2 separate regions of the Homo sapiens genome follow, and region 1 is linked to region 2. A link is an interaction called in ENCODE POLR2A ChIA-PET data of the cell type or tissue named here. Cell type or tissue: OCI-LY7. All regions are shown on one strand. Each heading gives the region's core, and the rest is flanking DNA. Links, peaks and the distances in the headings are about the cores only.

Region 1 (10,984 bases), core at 1-8,000, 75 kb before region 2:
TTGAACCCAGGAGGCGGAGGTTGCAGTGAGCCGAGATCATGCCACGGCACTCACTCCAGCCTGGACGACAGAGTAAGACTCCATCTCAAAAAACAAAAACAAAAACAAAAAGAGAGAATAACACTTGCACACCACCACCCTTCTCAGCTTGCCCTGCTCAGCAGCTGGCAGGGCCACTCGCTGGCTCTGAAAAACCGGCTGCTGCCTTCCCCAAAATGATGCCTTCTGAATGGCGAAGGGACAAAGTGTTTCAGGAGTGTGCATGGGGACACTGCTCAGCCCTCAAGAGCCTTGGCCTCGAGTCAAGTCGTGTTTGCTGGGCCACCGCTCTGGGAGCTGCTGCTTGGTCCAGGCCGTCCGGGGGGCAGGGGGGAGCAGTAAGTGCAGCTCAGGCTCCTGGTTCAGAGGGGTTAGGCTGGGTGAGGGGCAGGCAGATGACAGAACCACGAGGTTCACTAGAGGCAGGATGTGTTCCCAGCTGTCCTTAACCCTTCTGATGCAACTGCCCAACAAAGACAGATGCCTACCATGTGCCAAGAACACTGAGGTCCCCTCGGACTGGGCCAGCCATTCCCCTGGGAGCCCCCACAGAAGGCTTGTAGTAGAGACTCAGTGAAGCAGACTGTGTTTGCGTCCCAGATGTTCAGGCCTTACTTTCCCAGTCTGTAATTTGGGGCTAGCAGTAGGATCCCCTGTGAGCAGTAAATAAGATGAATGCTTCGCAGCTGATAAAGAGCTTGGCACCAGGCCTGGCGCTGAGTAAGTGCCTACCAACTGGTGAACAAGTTGTTCACCAAATGTTAGCAGGGGCTGTTCTGAGTGGAATATTATTTATTTATTTATTTTTTATTTTATTTATTTTTTTTGAGATGGAGTCTCGCTCTGTCACCCAGGCTGGAGTGCAGTGGCGCAATCTCAGCTCACTGCAAGCTCCGCCTCCCGGGTTCACGCCATTCTCCTGCCTCAGCCTCCCCAGTAGCTGGGCCTACAGGCGCCTGCCACCACGCCTGGCTAATTTTTTATATTTTTTAGTAGAGATGGGGTTTCACCGCGTTAGCCAGGATGGTCTCAATCTCCTGACCTTGTGATCTGCCTGCCTCGGCCTCCCAAAGTGCTGGGATTACAGGCGTGAGCCACCGCGCCCAGCTGGGTGGAATATAATTTAAACAATTTTTTTGAGCTTCCAAAATTGCTGTTACAATCAGAGAGAAGACCACCACAGTGGTTTTAGGCAGAGTGGAGAGCCCTGGGTGGGTGGGGGAGGGGGAGGGGAGAGGCCCAGCCTCCCACTAACTGTTCATTCTGCTCAACTTTGGGAAGTGGGTGGGCGGTGTTTCTACATGGTGGTTTTTTCCAAATGTAAACCAGCTCCAGATCGAACTCTCCTGCTCCAGGCGCTGGACAGCCTCAAGGCCAGGGTGGGGGCGGGAGTGGGGTCGGGGGGTGGTGGGAAGGGTACCAAACTGGGGGAGGGACCTCCACCACGGAAACAGAAAAGAAGGCCCCAGCCCGGCAGTCACAGTCCAGCTGCTCAGCCTGTCAGCCCATGGCAGGGGGAGAAGAGGGAGGGAATCTTGGCTCAGGCCTGAGTTCACCTGGAGGGGTCAGAGTCCCCGTGGAGGGAGGAGGGATAGACTCTGTCCAGTTGTAGAGGAGGTGCCCAAGCAGCCACCCAGGCCTCATCACTAAGGTCAAAGTCAGATATGATGGCCTTTCTTCCTCACCCAGTCTCCTGCCGCAGGGCGCCCACGTTGGCCCACCACAAGGATCCTTGGTCTGGGTGGAAGATACAAGGCCATTTATTGGGTACTAGCAGCCAGGTCCTCCACCAAAAACCCCATCTACCTACATAATCGCCATTGTTCCTTGAACAGTCCTGCAAGTGTGCCATTACCTTCCTGATTTTACAAATGAGAACACTGAAGCCCCACATCAAACACGGCAGAACTGGCATCTGGAAGCAGCTGTCTCAGCCTCTGCCCTTTACCACACTACCTCCCAAAGGCCCCCAAAGGGGCTGGGAGCTGAGGCAGGCTTCCCCACGATGACTCTCAGCCCCACCTCTGTAGACCACTTGGGACTCACTGTTGGAATTGCAAGGGACCTTTGAGAGCACAGAGTGGAAATTCCCATTGTCCACATGGGGATACAGAGGCCACTGGAGAAGGGATCTGCCTAGCTTCATGCACATCCTGTCCCATGAAGCTGGGACAAAGGCCCAGGACTACTGGTTCCCATTCCAGTGCCCTCCTCTCCCATCCCCACCCATCAAAACTCATGAGGGGCCAAGCACGGTGGCTCACGCCTATAATCCCAGCACTTTAGGAGGCTGAGGTGGGTGGATCTCTTGAGCTCAGGGATTCGAGACCAACCTGGGCAACATGGCAAAACCCCGTCCCTACAAAAAATACAAAAATTAGCCAGCACGGCTGGGCGCAGTAGCTCATGTCTGTAATCCCAGCATTTTGGGAGGCTGAGGTAGGTGGATCAGAAGGTCAGGAGATCAAGACCAGCCTGGCCAACATGGTGAAACCCTGTCTCTACTAAAAATACAAAAATTAGCTGGGCATGGTGGCAGGCACCTGTAGTCCCAGCTACTCGTGAGGCTGAGGCAAGAGAATCACTTGAACCTGGGAGGCGGAGGTTGCAGTGAGCCGAGATCGAGCCACTGCATTCCAGCCTGGGTGACAGAGTAAGACTCTGTCTCAAAAAAAAAAAAAAAAAAAAAAAATTAGCCAGCATGCCCCTGTGGTCCTAGCTACTTGGGAGGCCGAGGTGAGATCACCTGAGCCTGGAGAGGTCAAGGCTGCAGTGAGCCGTGATCACGCCACTATATTCCAGCAGTGCACTCTAGGTGACAGAATGAGACCCTGTCAAAAAAACAACAACAACAAAAAAACCCCCTCATGAGTGCCCAACCACAGGTGAGTAGGATGACAGAGATTGTGCTGGCTATGGGATCCCCAGCCCAGGTCACAGCCTGTTACCTAGCAGGTGCTGCGTCCAGCTTACAAGCTCCAGTAACTGCCTCCAAAGGCACAGAGTCTCATGGGGCAGGAGATGAGCAGAGTTAACTCTCCTGTAGGTGCCCAAGCAACGTTCCACACGGCCCGGCAGGCTTCAGAGAAGTGAGGGAAGCGTCCTCCCATGACACAAAGACCTCCAAAGGCCACTTTCTGTTATAGATTTTATTTGATACTGTGACCGAGTCTACAAGTTCAGACCCACATGTAACGGATTTTTGCTTCATGGTTGTCAGAGGCTAGTGTGCATTATTTCTGAGGATTATATCCAATGACACGACGCAGAAAACACAAATGGACGGACAGACGGATGGACATAATCATTAAGACAAGAGACTCTAAAACGTGCCTTAGTGTCCACGTGATTGATCTAAGGCGGGGACCCTTCTAAGGTGGGGACCCGAGTGATCTAAAGCAGGGTGGCTTCCAGCCACCAGGTGCCGACTGGGCTGTGTGCACTCCAGGCGCCAGGGACGGGAACCGGCTTGGAACCAACGCCTGCCCTCCCAGGGGCGACCTCCCCATTCCCGACCAGCCTCTAAGTGTCTGCTCTTCATGAAGGACCAGGTGGTGACAGGGCTGATGGAAGCAGCGGAGGCCAGCGGTGGCACTGGACACACCCATGCCGCAGGCGGTGGGGAAACAAAGTCTGGGCGAAGTGGCTCCTCTTGGCTCCTTAACACTGTGCGTGGAGAGGCAGGGCAGGCACGAGGAGGGGAGGTGCGAATGGAGCACCGTTCATCCGGGGATTAGCCAACCCGAGTCTCCTCCCTCCTTGGCAGCTCCAGAACATTCCCTCTGGCCGACAGCCACAGAAATGAGTGCCTGCCAAGACACATGGAGGAGAAAGAAAACAAGACACCAAAAAAACCCAAAAAACAAACAAAAAAACCTCCCTCCCCAGGAACAAATAGAACTCCTGGACCAAGGTCACACCAGATCCGGAAGACACCCTGCACCCTGCGCCCAGGGAAAGGAAACACAGTTCAACGTCTGGCTGCTTTGCTCAAGGGAAACTGCCACCCTGCCCTGAGACTCCAACTCACTGGCCGTTAGTGTCTTTTTTTTTTTAAGTTTTTTTTTTCTTTTTAATACCCAAACCATCCATTTTCAAAGCTTTTTTTTTAAAAAAATTGTTTTTTGATTAAAAAAAAAAAAACAAAAAACTAAAACTGCCACAAATACTGAAGAGGCAAGCTCCAGGCCTGGCCTTTCCAGCTGGAGGCCTGCTCTCCCGTGGACCGCACCGCAGAGCCCAGCCCGGCACTGCTGGGTGACCGTCCCATGGCTGGTTCGCCCCGGACCACTCTGCTGAAGTCCAGGTGGGTGTTAAATGCCCGGCGGCATCGCTAAATAAGGACAAGGGGAAAAGGCAGCCCACCTTTCCCTGAACACCTTCCATCTGGGCTGAACTTTCTTGGGAATGTATAAGTTATCTGGATGAAGGAGGTGGGAGATGGAGAAAAATAAATACCAAGAACTAAAGTGAGGGTCCCAGGACCTCTGGTGGCAGCTCAGCCCCTGGGGCAGAGCTGGCCTCCAGGGAGGAGACCCTGATTATCCAAATACTGCGCTCTTGAGACTTGCTCTCCTCCACAAGCACTTGCCCTGGGGGACGTGAGTCTCAGAGGGAGAAAAGGGGCCAGCCCCACAGATACTGTCCTCTCGCTCTGGCCTGACTCACAAGCGGCCCCAGGCTCCTGCCCAGCCACGAGGCTGTCCTGGCTGTCCGGGAGTTCTGGGAGAAGCTAGGCCTGCCCCTCCGGGCCTGAGGACTGGGCAGCGGTCCTGCTGCTTGCTGTGCTGGGCCGGCCTCGCTCAGGCCTGCTCCTTGTCAGCCCTCCACAGCCGCTCCTTCACCTCGGGTGGCAGTGTGTTGAACAGGTCCTCCTCCACCACCAAGCCGCTGCGCTTGAGCAGTGGGCACTCGCCCAGCTCCACAGGCAGGCACTCCAGCCGGTTGCCCCGCAGCTCGATCTGCGTCAGGTTGGTCAGCTCGCCCACCCTGGAGGGCAGTGACTGCAGCACGTTGTTGCCCAGGTGCAGGGCCCGCAGCTTCCGGCACTGGAAGAGCTCCGGAGGGAGCGTCTCGATCTGGAGGGAAAAAAGCAGGGGTGAGAGTGAGGTGGGTGTGGGCTTGGACGGGGCCTCTGGGCTTCCCTTCCCTCTCTCCCCAAGATCTCAGCATCTTTTCTGATCCCCAGGCCCCCAGCATCAGCACAATCTGGGCCAAACTCTGGCCAACATCTGCCTGTGCACCAGGTCTCAGCTCTTGCTCACTTCCTCCAGGAAGCCTTCCCTGATCTCCTGGGTCTCATGGCCCCCATGTCCCCACTCGCAGTGCTCATCCTTCCATCTGTTACCCCCTTGATGTGGGCTCTAAGGATGAGACCTGCCTGCCTCGATCCCCACTATCTTCCAGCACCTGGCCCTGGGAAGTATATCGCATTGGCCAGCTGCTCCCACCTCCATCCCAGGGCTCACCAGGAGCCAGGCTGTTGGTTCTGCCCAGCTTAACAACAATTTATGAAAGCAAAACAGCATGCTGAGAAAATCCACCCCCTAGGCCGGGTGCGGTGGCTCACGCCTGTAATCCCAGCACTTTGGGAGGCTGAGGCGGGCGGATCACGAGGTCAGGAGATCGAGACTATCCTGGCTAACACGGTGAAACCCCGTCTCTACTAAAAATACAAAAAAATTAGCCGGGCATGGTGCCGGGCGCCTGTAGTCCCAGCTACTCGGGAGGCTGAGGCAGGAGAATGGCGTGAACCCGGGAGGCGGAGCTTGCAGAGCCGACATCGCGCCACTGCACTCCAGCCTGGGTGACAGAGTGAGACTCCATCTCAAAAAAATAATAATAGCCTCAAAGCCTAAGTGTACTATGCTTAATTTATAAATTAAACTTTATCATAGGTACCTGTGAATAGCAACGAACAGAACATATAGGGTTCTGCACTACCTGCAGTGCCAGGCATCCACGGGGGACCTTGGACCACATTCCCTGAGGATATGGAGCAATTACTGTTAACAGACGACACCCGTATGCAGCTTAATGTGTGGCAGGCTCACTGTGAGCACTGATACTATTAATTTATTTAACCAGCAAACTACCTATAAATATTCTGTCAATACTCTTCCAATTTTACAGATGGGGTAACTGAGGCCCAAAGACGCTGACTTGTCCAGAGGTTCAGCTGGTAAGTGATGGAGCCAGGATTTGAACCCGGTTCAACAGCCCATGCTCTGGTGAACCGTCCACACTGTTAGCGGAGCAAGGAGCAAACAGGGGGCTGCAGTGGGTTCGTGCTGTCTCCTGGCACACAGGAAGAGCCTCACGTATGCCAGCTTCTTCCCTGCCCTGCTGCGAGGAATCAGCTGGGGCCATGAGTTCTTACTGCGTGTAAGTAAGGCCATGAGTTGAGCCTGCCCGTCCCGAGGCTGCCTCCTTCAGATGGGATGGGCAGGAGGGCAGGAGCCAGGAGCCCTGGGCCTTGATCCCAAGTGAGGATGATGGGGAGATGGCACAGCAGCCCTTCTGAGCTTGCTCTATCACCGCCCCCATTTTCCTGCCAAGGAGACTGAGGCCCAGAGAGATGACACGCCACTCGTCTGAGGTTGCAGCCTCTCCGAAAGGGTCAGGAGAGGATGTACGTCTTATTTCCTCCCACTCAGAGCCCATGCTGTATTTCCCTTCTGCCAAATATGGCACTCAGTTACAGGGTAACTCTGGAAGTCCCTCCCTCTCTGGGCCTCAGTTTCCCCATTTGTAAAAGGCACAGGTTGGACTAGAAACTGAGCTTGGACACTCTGTGGCTGAGGACCGTTTTGCAGACTCGGACCTCAACCTCACGGGCACCTGCTCTCTCCAGCCGCGTTTAGAGAAGGGCCCAGGAGTTCCTGGGGAGCAACGTGGCTTTCCCAGCAGGGAGATAAGCATGGCCAAGGCCCGGCAGAGTGCTTTTTCTTTTTTTTTGGGGGGCGGGGGCGGGGGACGGAGTCTCACTCTGTCACCCAGAGAGTGCAGTGGCGCAATCTTGGCTCACTGTAATCTCCACCTCCCAGGTTCAAGTGATTCTCCTGCCTTAGCCTCCCGAGTAGCTGGGATTACAGCCGCATACCACCATGCCCGGCTAATTTTTGTATTGTTTGCAGAGACGGGGTTTCATTATGTCGGCCAGGCTGGTCTTGAACTCCTGACCTCAGGTGATCTGCCCGCCTCGGCCTCCCAAAGTGTTGGGATTACAGGCGTGAGCCACCATGCCCAGCCCAGGCACAGGGGGTGCTTTCAAAAAGGCTCCTAACCTGTGTATCCTACACTGCCACCACTGTGACCAAGGATCAGGAATGCATTTGGGGTTGGCTTTGAGGTCAGCAGGGGCTGAAGGTCAGAGGGTAGACAGGAAGTGGGCTCTGGAGCACCCAGGGGCCAGAGCCTTCCCAGAAAGACCCCACTCCCACCCCGTGATCTCCTCTGCTGACACATGCAGTGGTCAGGGACAGTGGGAAAGCTCTGGACAGCGAGTGGCAGAGCTCGGGTCCATATGGAGCCTGGCTCTGGAGCCCCCTCCCTGAAAGGCCTCCTCCCCAGAACATGCCCTGCTCTGAGCCAGGGAGCCCTCTCCAGGCCCCAGAGAGAAAAGGGGAGGTACTCTCAGTTGCTCGGCTCCCACCACAGCCACACCCATCCTCTGGACCGATCCTTCTCTGCTGGATTGTCGGATTGTCGCCGGCCCGTGCCCTGGAGGCTTGAAGTTGGTTCCCAATCCCCCAATTGCACCCTCTCCTACCTCCCCAGAGACTTCAGTGGGTCCCCATCGGCACTGAAAGGCCTCAACTCGACCTGATCTTTGAAAAGGACAACTCTCTCAGGAGGCTTCCAGGGCCCCAGCGTTGTCCTTGGCTCTCTGGCCTTCCTGACCAACTGCAGGAAAGCCGCTGTCTCTCTCCTCACTCTGCCTCCATGACCCTGTCCACCCTTAACTCTCTGGCCAAAGTCACCAGTTCCTAATCCAGCCAACTCCCCAGGCCCCATGTGCCCCACGCTCTGGCCTCGCCCTCCTCTTCTGCAGACTCCTGTCCTTCTCCCTCTCTGCTCTCCACAGTGAGCAAGTCAAGGACCCATCTTCACCCATGAGCCTGGAAAGGGTGACTCCTTGGGCTTCAGGTGGATTCAAGATGGTCCCTTGGACATCCCAGAGCCCCAGACACCTGACATGAGACACACCTTGGCCTCTGAAAACCTGTGCTTCCTCCAGTCTCAACAATCCACAAAAAAAAGCTCAAGTCACTCAGACCACCCCCACCATCAACTCCCGTCCCTTTGAATTCCCCCTCCAGCGTCTCCCAGATCCGTCCATGTCTCTCCATCCCTACCTGCCTTGGCCACGCCAGGCCCCGTGGCCTCACCTGATGGCTAATCGTGGTCTCTTAACAGCTCTCTTCCACCTCCCACCTCTCACTCACCCCACCCCACACACTACCGCAAGAGGAACCTCACGCTGCAAGTCAGCTCATTCCTTCACCCACTCAATCACTAGGAATTCGGTAAACACTTGCTTGAACAAAAGAGCTAGGTCTTAGTCATCAGAGCCTATGGGCTGGCAAGGGATCGGCTGTTAAACAAATGAAGAGACAATTGAAACTGAGGTGTAGGACAGGACCCCCCTGCCATCCACACCCCCCCCCATAGCCCCACCTCTGCTCTCCAGGATGCCCACATTCCTGGGCAGCCCATCTCACTGCTCCTCCCCACCAGAACCTCCTGGACTGTCCCTTTCCCCTCCACCTGGCTTCCTCCTCCTCGTTCTTCAGGGGCCTGTTCCTCTGTGTTCCCAGGGACCTGGTGCTCCAGCAGAGCGCCTACGCACTGTGCTAACTGCCTCGTTACTTGGCCTTCTTCATCCCCATGTCCCCGGCGCCTTGCTCCATAGCTGGATTCTAGAAGTGCTCAAAAAACATCTGCACAAAGGCCAGGCGAAGTGGCTCATGCCTGTAATACCAGCACTTTGGGCGGCCAAGGTGGGAGGCTTTGAGGCCAGGAGTTTAAAGACCAGCCTAGAAAACACAGTGAGACCCTGTCTCTACCAAAAAAACAAACAAACAAAACATAACAATTTGCACACATCAGTAAACGAGTGAACGAATGAATACTGTCTTGTCAAGGCTTTCATTAGCAAGAGTATAAATCTGGAGAAACAGCACGCAAGGGCGTGGGCAGGCCACGCCCACCCCTCCTGGTCACCACTGGCCAAGGTGGCTGAGAAGGAGCCATCAAGCCCGAGTGAGGAGGAAGAGGGGCTCAGGCCTCCCACTCAGAATGAGGGGCCTGCCTGGGGTTGGCCCAAGTGAACTGTTTTCCCTATTAAGGCTCTGGTGTTCCAGGGGGTGGGGACAGGATGTGATTAAGCCATGTGCTAAACAGGGTGTCCAGAGGGTCTCCTTCCTCTGGGACAGCGTGCTTGCCGCCAGCTCCTTTCCTGAGGGGTGACCTCAGCCAGCAGGCATGACACTAACAGGCAAGCTTGGCGGGAGGAGCTGGGGGTGGGGGACAGGATGGGGAGCCAGGCTGGAGGCTTGAACCCTCCCCCAACCAGGAGGACAGCCCCAGCACAGCACCCGGGACAGGGCAGGAATGGCAGGAGCTGTGAGGAAGTCCCAGCTTATCAAGGGCAGCACTGTGCTATGGGGAAGCCACAGGGTCTCCCCCTCCACAGATTAAAGAAGGGCTGGGTTTGTTCTGTGCTTCCCAAATGTGGCTTCTCCCCAGGGGACTCCAGTTTTCCTATTCAGTGGGCCTGTCCCGAAACTACAAGAGAAAACCCTGCCCTGGTCCACTCTCCCACTGTGCTCAAGTCATAATATGGGGTGGCCGGAGATAAGGACTTGTCAAAATCCCTGATACATGTGGGTTGCAGGTTGCTCTGCAGTAAGGGAGCCCTGGGGAAGAGGGGAGGAAGGCTTCCAAGCCAGCAGGCATCTGGAGGGCCTGAAGCATCTAGTCTGAGTGATGCTGGAGAAGGTGTGTCCTGTCCTGGGGCCCAGGAGGACAGACAGGGCATTCCAGGGGCCACCTCCCTCCGTGCCTGAGGATACTATAGACAGACCGGGCATTCCAGGGGCCACCTCCCTCCGTGCCTGAGGATGCTATAGACAGACCCTGTTGGGAGGACTCAGCAGGTTGGTGGAAGGAGGACAGGTGCATCATGCCTGGCACAGGGCGAACACAGAGCAGGTGCCCACGAAACCAACAGGGACTGCACCGTGGGGCTGCTGCATGGCAGATGCACCCAACAGCAACAACCGAACTAAGAAACGCGGGTTGCCACACGGAGGCTGCAGAGGGGAGGGTGCTTAGTGAAAATGCTCTATGAGCTGCACGCTTTTTATAAGCAGGAGTGGTTTTCCTATTTGGCTCACTGCTGCTGGACCACCCTGTAAGTAAGTTCCCCCAAATAAACCCCATGTTTCAATGGCCGGCTCCAGGGCTCTTCATTTTACTTTGAGACTGGGTCTCACTCTATTGCCCAGGCTGAAGTACAGTGGTACAACCATAGCTCACTGCAGTCTTGAACTCCTAGGCTGAAGCGATCCTGCCTCAGCCTCCCAAATAGCTGGGACTACAGGCACATGCCACCATGCCTGGATCATTTCTGTATTTTTGGTAGAGATGGGGTTTCCCTATGTTGCCCAGGCTGGTCTCGAACTCCTGAGCTCAAGTGACCGCCCCACCTTGGCTTCCCTAAGTGCTCGGATTACAGGTTTGACCCACTGGGCCTGGTCAACTCCGAGTCTCTTCTTCAGCCTCCTGAACCTGGTGGCATCCCTAGTGAAGTTCACAGGGGCCCGGCACGACAGCTGCTGCTGTGTCGGGGGCAGAAGGGTGGCTGGCTGGGCTCTCCCTTGTCTCCCAGCGCCTGGCCTCAGGCTTCCTCCACCACATGTCTCACTACAGGAATCTCCAC
Region 2 (15,746 bases), core at 3,364-11,363:
GGCTGGTATCGAACTCCTGACCTCAGGTGATCCGTCCACCTCAGCCTCCCAAATTGCTGGAATTACAGGCATGAGCCACCATGCCTGGCCTCCCCACCTTTTTTTTTGAGACAGTCTCATTTTGTCGCTTAGGCTGGAGTACAGTGGCACGATCTTGGCTCACTGCAACCTTTGCCTCCCAGGTTCAAGCAGTTCTCCTGCCTCAGCCTCACAAGTAGCTGGGACTACAGTCATGTGCCACCACACCCAGCTAATTTTTTGTATTTTTATTAGAGATGGGGTTTCGCTGGTCTCAAACTCCTGACCTCAAATGATCCTCCCGCCTTGGCCTCCCAAAGTGTTCGTGTTACAGGCATGAGCCACACCCAGCCTCCCAATTTTTTTTTTTTTTTTTTTTTTGAGACAGAGTCTCACTCTGTCACCCAGGCTGGAGTGCAGTGAGTGGCGTGATCTCGGCTCACTGCATCCTCCACCTCCTAAGTTCAAGTGATTCTTCTGCCTCAGCCTCCCAGTAACTGGGATTACAGGTGCACACCACCATGCCTGGCTAATTTTTGTATTTTTAGTAGAGACGAGGTTTTAGCATGTTGGCCAGGCTGGTCACAAACTTCTGACCTGAAGTGATCCACTCGCCTCAGCCTCCCACAGTGCTGGGATTACAGGCGTGAGCCACCATGCCTGGCCCCCATTTGAGTTTCTTAGCATCTTATCAAATAGCAATTGTGACCATTTATTTCTGGACTGTCAGTTCTATTCAATTGACTTATATATCTATCTTTAAGCAGTATCACACTTTCTTGGTTCCTGTATGTTTGCATTAAGCTTCCAAATTGTGCAGTGTGATTTCTTCAATTTTTTTCTTCTTTTTCAGGCATTTACTTTTTTTTTTTTTTTTTTTTTTGAGACATATCTCCCTCTGTCGCCCAGGCTGGAGTGCAGTGGTGGGATCATGGCTCACTGTAGCCTTGACCTCTCCAGGATCAAGTGATTCTCCCACTTTAGCTTCCCCAGTAGCTGGGACTACAGGTGTGCACCATCACACCTGGTCAATTTTTGTATTTTTGTAGAGACGGTGTTTCAGTATGTTGCCCAGGCTGGTCTCAAACTCCTGGGCTCAAGAGATCCTCCTGCTTTGGCCTCCCAAAGTGCTGAGTTTACAGGTGTGAGACACATTGCCCTGCTTGAATTTGTTGATTGCATCTCCATGGTGTTATTTAACATGTTCTTCTGTCCCTGTATTTTAGTCATTCAACAGTGTGATCTAATTTAGGGCCACTTTTACAGCAGGAATAATTTGCAGGTGGTGTATGTGTTTCCAGAGTCAGAACATGTTTGGTTTATGCTCTTGGTGATATTCAGGGCTATCAGTGATCCTCTCCTGGATCATTTTTTAATTAGAGGTGATTTGTGTTTTGAAAGGGTCACTTGGGTTGCTGGGGGGTGTATTGTATATGAGTAACAGGGTTCTTATAAGGACGGAGTCGGATAATCATGCAACAGAGCACTTGGTGCTATTCCTGGCACGCAATGACCATATTGTTGTTGTTGTTGTTGTTGTTGTTGTTGTTATTGTTAGAGCTGTGTGTGGGGGACCCAAGTCCTGAGCTCGGAGGCATTTTCTGGCCAGGGCTGTTTCCTCCCTTCTCCCCTGCCTCTGGAAAAGTCTGCAGTGCCCCAAGGCTCTGGGAGGCATGTTCAGGACTGCAGCAGCCATCTCTGTGCACCTGGTGGGGCCCCTTCAGGGAAGGAAGGCTGGAGCCCCACTCACTTGGTTCTTGCACCAGACTGTAAGTGCCCTAACCCCAATACTCTGCCACCTGCATGGCCTGGGGCTTCTGGGGTCTGGCTCGTTCCTGGCTTCAAAGCTGTGCATGAGCCTTCTCTTTCAGGGAGCCCTCTTTAACTGCAGCCTGTATGTGGGCTTCTCCCTTGCCCCTGCTTCTCTAGTCTAGAACTTGTAGCTCTGCATCTGAATAGTCAGCTTGGGCGCTGTAGGGTGCTGCTTCCCATGATCCCCTGTGCCCATCCCAGAACCCAGTACCTGGTAGGGACTCAATAAATGTCAACTGAGCCAGGCGCGGTGGGGTTCCTGGGCCATGGAAGACCTGGCACTTACTCAAATGGTCCCAAGGCCCCTCCAGGACAGGGGGGCCTGGTGTTGAGATTACTGTGGCTGCCACCCTGACCAGGTCCTTGCCAGCTTCTCTTCTGACCCTGGGCAGGTACCTGAGCCTCTTCAAGCCTCAGTGTCCTCATCTGTTAGATGGAGACTATTGTGGCACCTCTAGTGAGAGTGCAGTGGGAACTGAGCGAGGTGGAACTGAGCAAAATCCTGAGCCAGGGTTCACTATTGACCACAGCAGGTGGCTGAGAAGAATGTTGGATCCCCAGCTCCACGGCCCACCAGCCATCTGGGACTGGCAAACCCACAGGAACGGAAGGTTCCTCAGGGACCACAAAGCCCATGTGAGGTCCCTGCTGCTGAAGGGATTCTGAGGACAGGAGGAGCCAAATTACCTATCCAGGGTCACCCAGCCAAGGTGGGTTAGGACCTGAGTTTGGTGGCTCTCAGGTCTGGCCAATTTCTTTCTTTCTTTTTTTTTTTTTTTTTTTTTTTTTGGTAGAGTCTTGCTCGTTGGGTCGGGCAGGAGTGCAGTGGCTGGCACGATCTTGGCCCACTGCAATCTCCATCTCCCAGGTTCAAGTGATTCTCAGGCCTCAGCCTCCTGAGTAGCTGGGATTACAGGCATGTGTCATGACGCCCAGATAAGTTTCTTTGTTTGTTTTTCCCAGACTGAGTTTCACTCTAATGCTCAGGCTGGAGTGCAGTGGTGTGCTCTTGCCTCACTGCAATGTCTGCCTCCCAGGTTCAAGTGATTCTTGTGCCTCAGCCTCCCAAGTAGCTGGGATAACAGGTGCGTGCTACCACGCCCAGCTAATTTTTGTATTTTTAGTAGAGATGGGGGTTTCACCATGTTGGCCAGGCTGGTCTCGAACTCCTGACCTCAGGTGATCTGCCCGCCTCAGCCTCCCAAAGTGCTGGGATTACAGGCGTGAGCCACTGTGCCCAGCCCCTGGCCAGTTTCTGCACACCAGTGGCTGAGGAGGGAGCTGGCCTGGGAGGAACACCGGGAGGGGAGGGGCGAGCCAGGAGCCAGGACCCCGGGACCCTCCGAGGAGCGGATTAGTGCCTCCCTCAGAGTTAGGACATGGCCTTGGGTCCAACAGGCCTAAGTCTGAGTGTGTGTGTTGTGTGGCCTTAAACACATCACTCCCCCTCCTGCACCCTCCAGCCTCTGTTTTCCACCTTCTGTTTTCTCATTGATAAGATAGGCCTGACCAGGTCATTCAGGGAATGAAATGGAAGTGCTTAGCAAGACCTCTGTAAGTGGAGGCTGCTGCTGTCACTGTTGCCATTATCCTCCCTCTCCGCTCCACCCACCTCCTGCTCCTCTTCTTTAACCCTCAGCCCTTCCTGAGTCAGACTTTAACCTGGCCAAGTCAGGGCTCTGTCTCAGGACGCATGGAGCCAGGGCTGGAAGTCTCCACTGGGCAGGCGCCAGGCAGCCCCTGCAGGTTGGGGAGGTGGAGGCTGCTGGAGTCAAGAGGAACCAGGTGAGGGTGTTGGAGCATAACAGGCTTGGGAGGCAGGCAGAAACCTGCCCTTCTGCAAACTCTATCTCTTCCCCCTCCTGGGAGCAGACAGGATGGCGCTGTGGCCTGAAAGCAGCTGTCCCTCCTGTGTGCAAGCTCGGACTGCTGCACCCAGACAGATTCCATCTCTGACCTTCCACTTGTTCGTCTCCAGCTCGCCATGGCCAAACAGCTGCAGGCCCGAAGGCTAGACGGGATCGACTACAACCCCTGGTGAGCCAGCTGGGCTGGGGAGGTGTGTGGGTGTCCCCTCGGGCATGGGTTGGCCATCCCTGGGTTTACAGCAACTCAGTAGTACTCCAGATGGTGGCGGTACACAGACTGCCAGATTCCAGCCATAGCTCAGGAGAGACAGGGCCCGAGGGAGTAGGCTTGGTTCAAATCTCAGCTTTCTTCTGCATGACTGTGCCACTAGGACAGGTGACATACCTGCTCTGAGCCTCATCTCCCCAGCTGCAAAATGAAGAGTTATACCCACCTGGAGAGCGTTGGGGAGGAAAAAGTAAAATGCTGTCCAAAGCCATTCTACCCAGGCACCAAGCTAAGGCCTTTCCAGGGATGACTCTTTCTCACTTGGTATAGAGTCAGATAAACTAAGATAAGTAAAATAAGCAAGTAAGATACAGTCAGCTCTTCACCAGACATTTGCAGAGGTTGATATTGTTTTCTTTTTTGACTTGTTTTATTTTCATTTTATTTTTGAGACGGAGTTTTGCCCTTGTCGCCCAGGCTGGAGTGCAATGGTGCGGTCTCGGCTCACTGCAACCTCTGCCTCCTGGGTTCAAATGATTCTCCTGCTTCAGCCTCCAAGTAGCTGGGATTACAGGCGTGCAACACAACGCCCAGCTAATTTTTTTTCTTTTTCTTTTCCCCCGCAAGACAGAATCTTACTCTGTCACCCAGGCTGGAGTGCAGTGGCATGATCTCGGCTCACTGCAACCTCCCCCTCACAGGTTCAAGCAATTCTCCTGCCTCAGCCTCCCAAGTAGCTGGGATTACAGGCGTGCGCCACCACGCCCAGCTAATTTTTTTTTTTTTTTTGTATTTTTAGTAGAGATGAGATTTCACCATGTTTGCCAGGCTGGTCTCGAACTCCTGACCTCGTGATCCACCCGCCTCAGCCTCCCAAAGTACTGGGATTACAGGCATGAGCCACTGTGCCTGGCCCTAATTTTTATATCTTTAGAGAAAATGGGGTTTCAGCATGTTGTCCAGGCTGGTCTCAAACTCCTGACCTCAAGGGATCTGCCCTCCTCGGCCTTCCAAAGTGCTGGGGAATACAGGCATAAGCCACCGGGCCCAGCCAAAAATGACACATTTTAGACATATTTATTGGTATGCAAATTCAACTCAGCCAGGTCTTCACTCTGCTCCAAACTAGCCCCAAACCACATACCAGCCTCTTCATCCAGCTTCCCAGCCTTTCTCCCACCTGGAGAGGTGGCCCCCAGGCAGGGCCAGAACAGAGGATTATGGGTCCAGAGATGATGTGTGCCTGGGCTGGTGGGGCCCTGTTCTGCCCAGAGTAGGGTCAAGAGCATCAAACTTTGCTTGAGATGGAAGTAGAAAGGCTGGCTGGCTGTGCCTTGTACTAGCTGGGAGGCTTTAGGCAAGTCACTCCACTCCTTATCCCCACAGTGGTCCAGGAACAAGATGTGCCTCACAGGCCATTGTGAAGGCTATATGAGCAGAGCGTTTAACTGTGGTGTTGACGAATCCAAGGAGGAGTCATGCAATCTGTACAGGGGGTCTCAACTAGTATTTGGAAAGAATAGAGTAGGATAGGACAGGACAGAAAATACTGCAGTAGATTGCACCAAGAAGGATGAAGCTTCCATTCCATGTTTGTGCTCCACAGGGTTGATGATGCAAAGGTGATTTCTTGGCCGGTAGTGGTGGCTCACGCCTGTACTGCTAGCACTTTGAGAGGCCAAGGGGGGCGGTGGATCACCTGAGGTCAGGAGTTCGAGACCAGCCTGGCCAACATAGCAAAACCCCATCTGTACTAAAAATACAAAAATTAGCTGGGCGTGGTGGCGGGTGCCTGTAATCCCAGCTACTCAGGAGGCTGAGGCATGAGAATCGCTTGACCTCGGGAGGCGGAGGTTGCAGTGAGTTGAGATTGCACCACTGCACTCCAGCCTAGGGGATAGAGCGAAACTCTGTCAAAAAAAAAAAAAAAAGATGATTTCTTCCTATGGGTCATGGTGGAAGAACTTGGAAAGCCCCTGGGCTGATTCCTGCGATTAACAATGTGCCTGACTGACCTAATCTCAATGTAGGGGACCAGCTGTGACACTTAGGCAGATCTTCAGGCCAGGACAGTTGCTGATTGTCTAGTTTTTGTTTTTCTTGTGTGTGTATGTGTGTGTTTTTTGTTTTTTGTTTTTGTTTTTTTAAGACAGAATCTCACTCTTGTTATCCAGGCTGCAGTGCAATGGTGCGATCTCGGCTCACTTCAACCTCCGGTTCCCGGGTTCAAGTGATTCTTCTGCCTCAGCCTTCCAAGTAGCTGGGATTACAGGCCCCTGCCACCATGCCTGACTAACTTTTGTATTTTTAGTGAAGACAGAGTTTCACCATGTTGGCCAGGCTGGTCTCAAACTCCTGACCTCAGGTGATCCGCCCACCTCGGCCTCCCAAAGTGCTGGGATTACAGGCGTGAGCCACCACACCTGGCCGGTTGTCCAGTTTTTCTAAACAGGCCGAAGTCCAGGTCACCATGGAGGGCTGGGCTGGTGCTGATTCTCCATTTGTTACCCAGGGTGGAGTTTGTGAAACTGGCCAGTGAGCATGACGTCGTGAACTTGGGCCAGGGCTTCCCGGATTTCCCACCACCAGACTTTGCCGTGGAAGCCTTTCAGCACGCTGTCAGTGGAGACTTCATGCTTAACCAGTACACCAAGACATTTGTGAGTCTCCCCATCTCTCGTGGAGGCACTGGGGGAGGAAGGGGACAGGGCTTTCTGGACTTCAAGCCCACACAGCTGTCAGGCTTCAGGGGACAGAGCCAGGGGATTCTGTATGACCATAGTTCAGTGTTTACTGAGCGTATCCTCTGTCCCAGAGCCTTCGCCTCGTGGTCTAGTGGGGATGGCAGACAAGAAGCCAGTAACGACAGGCAGTTGATACATGATGTGATGGAGGAGGATGGGATATCGTGCGAGTAAGAAAGAGGGAATGAAACCTGGGGAGGGGGCTGGAGAGATGCACGAAGACTTCCTGGAGGAGGTGACACTTAAACCAAGTCCTGAAAGATGAGCTACTGGTTGGATTACACAATAAATCCAAACGTTTTCCGGAAAGGACCACATAGTAAATATGTGACACTGCTTGGATTAGAACAGTGGTTCTTTTTTTCTTTTTCTTTTTTGAGACAAGGTCTCACTCTGTTATCCAGGCTGGAGTGCAATGGTGCGATCATGGTCCACTGCAGCCTTGACCCTGCCAGTCTCAAGTGGTCCTCCCACCTCAGCCTCTGGAGTAACTGGGACTACAGGTGTGCATCACCATGCCCAGCTAATTTTATTTATATATTTATTTATTTATTTTTGAGTCAGGGTCTCACTCCTGTCACCTAGGCTAGAGTGTAGTGACATGATCACGGCTCACTGCAGCCTGTACCTCATGGGGCTCACATGATATGCCATTTCCTGGGGCTCATGTGATCCTCCCACCTCAGCCTCTAGAGTTGCTGGGACAACAGGGGCATGCCACCTCACCCAGCTAATTTAGAGACAGGGTTTCACCATGTTGCTCAGACTGGTCTGAAACTCCTGGGCTCAAGTGATCCTGCCACCTCGGCCTCCAAAAGTGCTGGGATTACAGGCGTGAGCCACTGAACCCTCATTCTTTTTTTTTTTTTTTTTTTGAGATGGAGTCTCCCTCTGTCGCCAGGCTGGAGTGCAGGGGCGCAATCTCGGCTCACTGCAACCTCCCCCTCCCAGGTTCAAGAGATTCTCCTGCCTCAGCCTCCCGAGTAGCTGGGACTATAGGGGTGCGCCCCCACGCCCAGCTAATTTTTGTTTTGTTTTTTTTTTAAGACAGTCTCGCACTGTCGCCCCGGCTGGAGTCTGGAGTGCAGCGGCACGATCTCGGCTCACTGCAACCTCCGCCTCCGCCTCCGCCTCCGCCTCCTGGGTTCAAGCCATTCTCCTGCCTCAGCCTCTTGAGTAGTTGGGATTACAGGCGCCCGCCACCATGCCCAGCTAATTTTTGTATTTTTAGTAGAGACGGGGTTTCACCATGTTGGCCAGGCTGGTCTCAAACTCCCGACCTCGTGATTCGCCTGCCTCGGCCTCCCAAAGTGCTGGGATTACAGGCGTGAGCCACCGCACCTGGCCATTTTTTGTATTTTTAGTGGATACTGGGTTTCACCATGTTAGTCCGGTTGGTCTCGATCTCTTGACCTCGTGATCCACCCACCTCAGCCTCCCAGAGTGCTGGGATTACAGGCGTGAGCCACCGCACCCGACCGCACTCGTTCTTTTTAATGGCTGCATACTGTTCTGTTGCCTGGATGTGCCATAATTTATTTAAGCAGTTCTGCACTGATGGACTGCTTCTGCTATCTCAATATCATAAGCAATGCCACAGCAAATATCCCTGTGTGGACATCTTTGTATACATATGTATTTCTCTAAGATAAATTCCTGGAGGTAAAACTAGCAAAAGAAAGACTATAAATATTTATAAATACAATAGGTGGATATTGTTAAGAAACAGTGTGTGCCTATAATCCCAGCTACTTGGGAGTCTGAGGCAGGAAGATTGTTTGAGCCCAGGAGTTTGAGGCCAGTGCAACATAGTGAGATCCTGTCTGAAAAATAAACAAACAACTAAGTAAATAATTGCCCTCCAGTAAGGTTTACTCATTTACATCCCTGCCAATAGGCTGGTCTCAGAGCTGGTTGGAAAGTTCCTTCTTTGATCCAAAAAAAAAAAAAATCATTTGGGTATGTATCTTTTTCTTTTCTTTCTTTCTTTCTTTTTTTTTTCTTTTAACTAGAGACAAAAGCTGGGTATGGTGGCTCACGCCTATAATCCCAGCATTCTGGGAGGCTAAGGCTGGCAGATCACCTGAGGTCAGGAGTTCAAGACCAGCCTGCCCAACATGGTGAGATCCCATCTCTAATAAAAATTAGCTGGGCGTGGTGGTGGGTGCCTGTAATCCCAACTACTTGGGAGGCTGAGGCACAAGAATCGCTTGAACCCGGGAGGCGGAGGTTGCAGTGGGCCGAGGTGGTGCCATTGCACTCCAGCCTGGGTGACAACAACAACAACAACAACAAAATAGAGACAGGGTCTCCTTATGTTACCCAGGCTGGTCTCAAACTCCTGGGCTCAAGCAATCCTCCCACCTTAGCCTCCCAAAGTGCTGGGTTACAGGCATGAGCCACTGTGCCCAGCCTCATTAAATATTTTACCTCTTTCTTGTATGTTGCAATATTTTTCTCTTCCTGTTTTGACCTTGCTCATGGTGCCTTTTATTTTTATTTAATTAATTAATTTATTGTCTAAGACAGAGTCTCAGTTTTATTACCCAGACTGGTGTGATCATAACTCACTTCAGCCTTGATCTCCTGGGCTCAAGCAATCCTCCTGCCTCAGCCTCCCGAGTACCTGGGACTACAGGCACGTGATACTACACCTGGATAATTTTTTTGATTTTCCATCAGTAGAGACAGAGTCCCTCTGTGTTGCCCAGGCTGTTCTCAAACTCCTGGCCTCAAGCAACCCTCCCGCCTCATACTCCCAAATGCTAGGATTACAGGCGTGAGCCACGGTGCCTGGCCTGTGCCTCTTGTTGTACAGAAAATTTTTATATTTGTGTGGCCAAATCTGGTTTAGTGAGTTACTGAGTTGAGTTCTAGATAAAGTTTCAATCACTTGGCTTAGCCTTGAGTATTTTTGTTTTGTTTTGTTTGTTTTTGTTTTTTTTGAGACGGAGTCTCGCTCTGTCGCCCAGGCTGGAGTGCAGTGGCGCGATCTCGGCTCACTGCAAGCTCCGCCTCCCGGGTTCACGCCATTCTTCTGCCTCAGCCTCCCGAGTAGAGCTGGGACTACAGGTGCCCGCCACCATGCCAGCTAATTTTTTGTATTTTTAGTAGAGACGGGGTTTCACCTTGAGTATTTTATAAGTGTCCTCAGCAAACAAGTTTCTGGATCTAATCTTCCTCTCAAAAAGGGGTGCTTACAAAGCTGCAACATGAGGTTCCTGACTGTCAACTGTGTGTGACTTTAGACAAGTAATTTCTTCTCTCTGGGTCTCTATTTTTCTACCTGTCAAATAGTGGGCATCAGGCCAGGCACGGTGGCTCACATCTGTAATCCCAGCACTTTGGGAGGCCAAAGCAGGCAGATTACCCAAGGTCAGAAGTTCGAAACCAGTCTGGCCAACATGGTGAAACCCCGTCTCCACTAAAAATACAAAAATTAACCAGGCATGGTGGTGCGTGCCTGTAGTCCCAGCTACTTGGGAGGCTGAGGCAGGAGAATCACTTGAACCCAGGAGGCGGAGGTTGCAGGGAGCCGCGATTGTGCCACTGCACTCCAGCCTGGGTGACATGAGTGAGACCCTGTCTCAAAATAAATAAATAAATAAATAAATAAATAAATAAATAAATAAAAGCCTCTCCCGCAAAGCTGCTGGGAGGATCAAGTGGGCACAAACATGCTTCTTAAACTTACAGATGTGGAAAGTGGGGAGTTTCTACTGCCTTGTGGGCTCTTGGACTGAGGTTCATGGAGGCAAGCACTTCCTCTGGTTCTCTGCTAAATCCCCGCCCTGGGCTTCGGGCCTGGCACAGAACAGGCCCTGTGGCAAATGCTGGTGGAGGAGATGGAAGAGCTTAGCACTGGATATCTGAGTCAGTGCAGGCCTGGTGGTTGGCACCCTGGAGTCTGGGACCATATAGATTGTGTGACCTTTACCTCCCAGAGTACACAGGATCACAATAGCACCTGCCTCTGGGTTGTTGAGAGGATGAGATCAAAGAAATCCCACAAATAGCTTGGTGTGTAGAGGAATCCAGAGTGTTGAAAGCTGATCTATTCCACGTCCCCTGGGGCCCAGGCTACCAGTACCTGACTTTGCCCCCAGGCCTGCTGCTGGAAGGTGCTAGAATTGCCTGGATACAGCTGGGCCGGAGGATGGGCCCAGGCTGAGCTGGACAGTTAACCCCTGCTGTCCTGGCAGGGTTACCCACCACTGACGAAGATCCTGGCAAGTTTCTTTGGGGAGCTGCTGGGTCAGGAGATAGACCCGCTCAGGAATGTGCTGGTGACTGTTGGTGGCTATGGGGCCCTGTTCACAGCCTTCCAGGCCCTGGTGGACGAAGGAGACGAGGTGAGTGGGCAAGACTTGGGCTGAGTGGGACTGAGAGGTCAGGGCCATGCTGACTCCAGCTGATTTGACCCTTATATCAGGTCATCATCATCGAACCCTTTTTTGACTGCTACGAGCCCATGACAATGATGGCAGGGGGTCGTCCTGTGTTTGTGTCCCTGAAGCCGGTAAGGATGCTAGGTAGAGGATGGATGGGCAGAGGGATCCAAGGCGTGGGCTGAGTTGGACCCTGGGAGTTGGAAAAGGAGGAAAGAAGTGAAGGAAGCCAGTTCCTCTAAGCTGGGAGGGCAGAGGGGAGGTGTGTGTGTTGGGATCCCAGGGGAGAGAAGGTGGGGATAGATGCTGGGGAAGACCTGCATGTCAGGTGGTTAAGTGGTACCACCCCATGCCACCTGCTCTTGCAGGGTCCCATCCAGAATGGAGAACTGGGTTCCAGCAGCAACTGGCAGCTGGACCCCATGGAGCTGGCCGGCAAATTCACATCACGCACCAAAGCCCTGGTCCTCAACACCCCCAACAACCCCCTGGGCAAGGTACTGGAGGGACCTCCTTCCCTGGCCCCCTGCGGACCTGGTCATGTCTCCTGCACTGTTACTGAGTTGCTGCTGTGGGGCCTCCGTTTCTTCGTTTGTGTGTGGGAGGGCCACACACAATGAGCACTGAGGACCAAGACTCCAGAGGTCCCAGGACAGGGGCAAGAATCCCCAGGGAAGGCCTGAGGGCTGGGACAGTGAACTGGGCTGGGAGCCACCATCACTTCCCAGTGACCCTGGAATAGTGACTATGCCTCTCGAAGTATCTCATCTGTAATGTGGGAACCTGAGGGAACTGACCTCATGGTCAGTGTTGCAGGGATCCAATGTGATGGTGCAGAACAGCCCTTAGCACTGGGCTTGGCTGTATTCGCCATTTATTTATTTTTTTGAGACGGAGTCTCGCTCTGTCTCCCAGGCTGGAGTGCAGTGGTGTGATCTTGGCTCATTGCAACCTCTGCCTCCTGGGTTCAAGCAATTCTCCTGCCTCAGCCTCCCGAGTAGCTGGGATTACAGGCACCCGCCACCATGCCCAGCTAATTTTTGTGTTTTTAGTAGAGACGGGGTTTCTCCATGTTGGCCAGGCTGGTCTTAAACTCCTGACCTCCAGTGTTCCGCCCGCCTCGGCCTCCCAAAGTGCTAGGATTACAGGCGTGAGCCACCGCACCTGGCCGCAGCTGTGTTCTTTAACCTCTCTGAGTAGGCCTCTGTGTTTGGGGACGGTCCCAGCTGCAGGTCTGTGCTCTCCTTGGGCATCTGCAGGTGTTCTCCAGGGAAGAGCTGGAGCTGGTGGCCAGCCTTTGCCAGCAGCATGACGTGGTGTGTATCACTGATGAAGTCTACCAGTGGATGGTCTACGACGGGCACCAGCACATCAGCATTGGTGAGCCAAGCCAGCCTGGGGCCCCTCCCCTGCACATTGGTGGGAGGGCCTTGACCCCACCTGAGAGTCAGCGCAGGCCTGGTAGTTAGAACCCAGGGTTATGGAGCCCTGCAGATCCTGTGACCTTTGCCTCCCAGAGTACACAGTGTCACAGTAGCACCTGCCTCCCTGGTTGTCGAAAGGATGAGGTCAAAGAAATCCTATGCCGAGCATGGTGGGTCACACCTGTAATCCCAGCACTTTGGGAGGCTGAGGCTGGCAGATCACTTGAGGTCAGGAGTTTGAGACCAGCCTGGCCAACATGGTGAAACCCTGTCTGTACTAAAAGTACAAAAATTAGCTGGGCATGGTGGCACGTGCCTGTAGTCCCAGCTACTCAGGAAGCTGAGGTAGGAGGATCACTGGAACCTGGGAGGCGGAGGTTGCAGTGAGGCAAGATGGCGCCATTGCATTCCTGCCTGGGCAACAGAGCGAGACTCCATCTCAAAAAAAAAAAAAACAAAGAAAGAAATGGGGGGTGGAGGGAGGGAGGGAGAGAGAGAGAGAGAGAAAGAAGGAAGGAAGGAAAGGAAAGGAAGAAAGAAAGAAAAAAAATTGTGCAAATAACTTAGTATGTAGAGGAATCCAGGGTGTCAAAAGCCTATGCGTGTCCCCTGGGGCCCAGACCACCATCCTCCCCCGTCCCCCTCACCCCAGTCTCAGCAGCTGTTCTGTTCGGCCTTGGGCAGCCAGCCTCCCTGGCATGTGGGAACGGACCCTGACCATCGGCAGCGCCGGCAAGACCTTCAGCGCCACTGGCTGGAAGGTGAGTTGCTGAGGGTGGGAGGTCACCACCCCCTGCAAGATCCTTGGCAAGTGAGGTGGGCCTGAGAATGAAGAAGGCTTTAGCCAGGTCTGGAAGGACCTCTCCCCCTACCTGCGCCCCTGCTGCAGGTGGGCTGGGTCCTGGGTCCAGATCACATCATGAAGCACCTGCGGACCGTGCACCAGAACTCCGTCTTCCACTGCCCCACGCAGAGCCAGGTGAAGAGGGGCAGGACGTCACGGGGGAGTGGGGGGACAACAAAAGAGCCCAGGCTGGCCCCCGCGTCAGGGAACAGCTGATCTATCTGTGTGTCCATCTGCCCTGCCCAGGCTGCAGTAGCCGAGAGCTTTGAACGGGAGCAGCTGCTCTTCCGCCAACCCAGCAGCTACTTTGTGCAGTTCCCGCAGGCCATGCAGCGCTGCCGTGACCACATGATACGTAGCCTACAGTCAGTGGGCCTGAAGCCCATCATCCCTCAGGGCAGCTACTTCCTCATCACAGACATCTCAGACTTCAGTGAGTGAGACTTGCCGGTCTGGGCAGGGCGCAGGGGCTGGAGGCTGCAGGGGGCTCAGTGTGGCCTCTGTCTCCCAGAGAGGAAGATGCCTGACTTGCCTGGAGCTGTGGATGAGCCCTATGACAGACGCTTCGTCAAGTGGATGATCAAGAACAAGGTGGGCTGGGCCTCTGCCAGGCAGCCATGTATGGTTTCACAGGTTGTGTGCTGCTCAAGGGTGCCCAGGCAAGAGGCTCCTGGGCTAGATCTTAGTCCAGCCTCTGCCGTCAACCTTGGGGCAGGGTTGTATCCACTTCAGAGAATGAGGAGGCTGTTTCTTTTTTTCTTTCTTTTTTTTTTTTGGTTGAGATGGAGTCTCACTCTTGCCCAGGCTGGAGTGCAGTGGCGCGATCTTGGCTCACTGCAAGCTCTGCCCCCCAGGTTCACGCCATTCTCCTGCCTCAGCCTCCCGAGTAGCTGGGACCACAGGCTACTTTTTTTTGCCCGGCTAATTTTTTTTGTATTTTTGGTAGAGACGGGGTTTCACCATGTTAGCCAGGTTGGTCTTGATCTCCTGACCTTGTAATCCACCTGCCTCGGCCTCCCAAAGTGCTGGGATTACAGGCGTGAGCCACTGCTCCTGGCCTTTTTTTTTTTTTTTTTTTTTTTGAGACAGAGTCTCACTCTGTCGCCTAGGTGGGAGTGCAGTGGCGCAATCTCAGCACACTGCAACCTCCACCTCCAGGGTTCAAGCGATTCTCCTCCCTTAGCCTCCTGAGTAGTTGGGTAACTGGGATTACAGGCATGTACAACCACGCCTGGCTAATTTTTGTATTTTTAGTAGAGACGGGGTTTCACCATGTTGGTCAGGCTAGTCTCCAACTCCTGACCTCAGATGATCCACTCCCCTTGGCCTCCCAAAGTGCTGGGATTACAGGCGTGAGCCACCGTGCCTGGCCTGAGGAACCTGTTTCTAACTTGCACAGAGATGCTGTGTGGGCTGGCAGGATTTCCTGCCTCTTTGGATCTCCATCTTCCCATCTGTACAGTGAGGAGTTGGCCCATTAACTCTTGAGTTCATCCAGGTTTGATCTGTGACTCTAAGGCTTTGTTCTTCTCTGGCTCTGCCCTGACCTGCTCCATGATCCTCCCTCTGTCAGCCTCCCTCTGCCCTCTATACCCAGGGAGGGACTTGGAATGATGTTCTGGGATTCTTTTCTTCTGACTTTGTGTTTGTTTTTGTTTTGGATGGATTTTCTCTCTTTCGCCCAGGCTGCGGTGAAGTGGCGCAATCTGGCTCACTGCAACCTCCACCCCCGGGTTCAAGCAATTCTCCTGCCTCAGCCTCCCAAGTAGCTGGGATTACAGGCATGCGCCACCACACCCGGCCAATTTTTGTATTTTTGGTAGAGACGGGGTTTAGCCATGTTGGCCAGGCTGGTCTTGAACTCCTGACCTCAGGTGATCCACCCGTCTCAGCCTCCCAAAGTGCTGGGATTATAGGCGTGAGCCACCGCACCTGGCCTTGTTCCTCTGACTTTGATGCAGCTCTAGGTGCTGGATTGGAGCTAACTCTCCTTCCCCGCCTGGTCGTGGGAACCTCTCTGTCCCCTCCGGAGCCAAGGCCTGCTGGGCCACGAGGCCGTGTTGAGACATGTCCTTCCTCCTCCCCAGGGCTTGGTGGCCATCCCTGTCTCCATCTTCTATAGTGTGCCACATCAGAAGCACTTTGACCACTATATCCGCTTCTGTTTTGTGAAGGTAAAGGGCAGGGCTGGGGGAGGAAAGACCTCACAGAGCTTCCCAAGGCCGGCTGGGCACATGGGGAGAGTGTAGGACTAATCTGTGCTGGCGCAGGATGAAGCCACGCTCCAGGCCATGGACGAGAAGCTGCGGAAGTGGAAGGTGGAACTCTAGCCCTGAAGTCACGCCTTGGCCCTGACATCCCCACATGCCCGCAGAGATCCTCTTTGAGTGTCTGTCTTTGTCCAGGTTTCAGACATTTCTAGGTTGGGGAAGATGCTATT

The links. ChIA-PET counts read pairs that join two places held together with the same protein. Peaks named below come from ENCODE experiments on the same cell type or tissue, not always from the same donor. Only the 100,000 strongest peaks of a DNase experiment are listed, where the experiment ranks them.
Region 1: POLR2A ChIA-PET joins it to region 2 with 18 read pairs; 10 of 35 experiments call an interaction of 5 or more read pairs at or near these places.

Annotation. Positions count from the first base shown.
Region 1 is chr9:128,910,229-128,921,212 of GRCh38, reverse strand. LRRC8A (leucine rich repeat containing 8 VRAC subunit A) reads right to left here. Exons shown (of 4, transcript NM_019594.4): 4 at 3,174-5,117. The coding sequence ends at 4,842. PHYHD1 (phytanoyl-CoA dioxygenase domain containing 1) reads right to left here and starts at 231. Exons shown (of 13, transcript NM_001100876.2): 1 at 1-231. It overlaps LOC101929291 (a long non-coding RNA gene), which reads left to right and starts at 5,068. Exons shown (of 4, transcript XR_007061808.1): 1 at 5,068-5,148; 2 at 6,172-6,220; 3 at 10,975-10,984. RefSeq lists an enhancer at 10,688-10,984. In OCI-LY7, for the core only: no CTCF peak of the experiment used is centred there; a DNase peak (open chromatin) is centred at 512; H3K4me3 peaks cover 781 bases; H3K27ac peaks cover 2,594 bases.
Region 2 is chr9:128,833,474-128,849,219 of GRCh38, reverse strand. KYAT1-SPOUT1 (KYAT1-SPOUT1 readthrough) reads left to right here. Exons shown (of 25, transcript NR_182311.1): 2 at 3,809-3,867; 3 at 6,419-6,566; 4 at 10,853-11,002; 5 at 11,083-11,169; 6 at 11,407-11,535; 7 at 12,298-12,418; 8 at 13,147-13,223; 9 at 13,352-13,441; 10 at 13,553-13,739; 11 at 13,818-13,897; 12 at 15,394-15,480; 13 at 15,577-15,746. KYAT1 (kynurenine aminotransferase 1) reads left to right here. Exons shown (of 13, transcript NM_004059.5): 2 at 3,809-3,867; 3 at 6,419-6,566; 4 at 10,853-11,002; 5 at 11,083-11,169; 6 at 11,407-11,535; 7 at 12,298-12,418; 8 at 13,147-13,223; 9 at 13,352-13,441; 10 at 13,553-13,739; 11 at 13,818-13,897; 12 at 15,394-15,480; 13 at 15,577-15,746. The coding sequence starts at 3,815. The coding sequence ends at 15,636. Among named protein-coding and RNA genes, the nearest start is that of SPOUT1, 12 kb to the right of the region's middle. RefSeq lists a silencer at 3,853-4,079 and an enhancer at 10,388-10,888. In OCI-LY7, for the core only: CTCF peaks have their summits at 3,756 and 3,961 (motif pointing right); no DNase peak of the experiment used is centred there.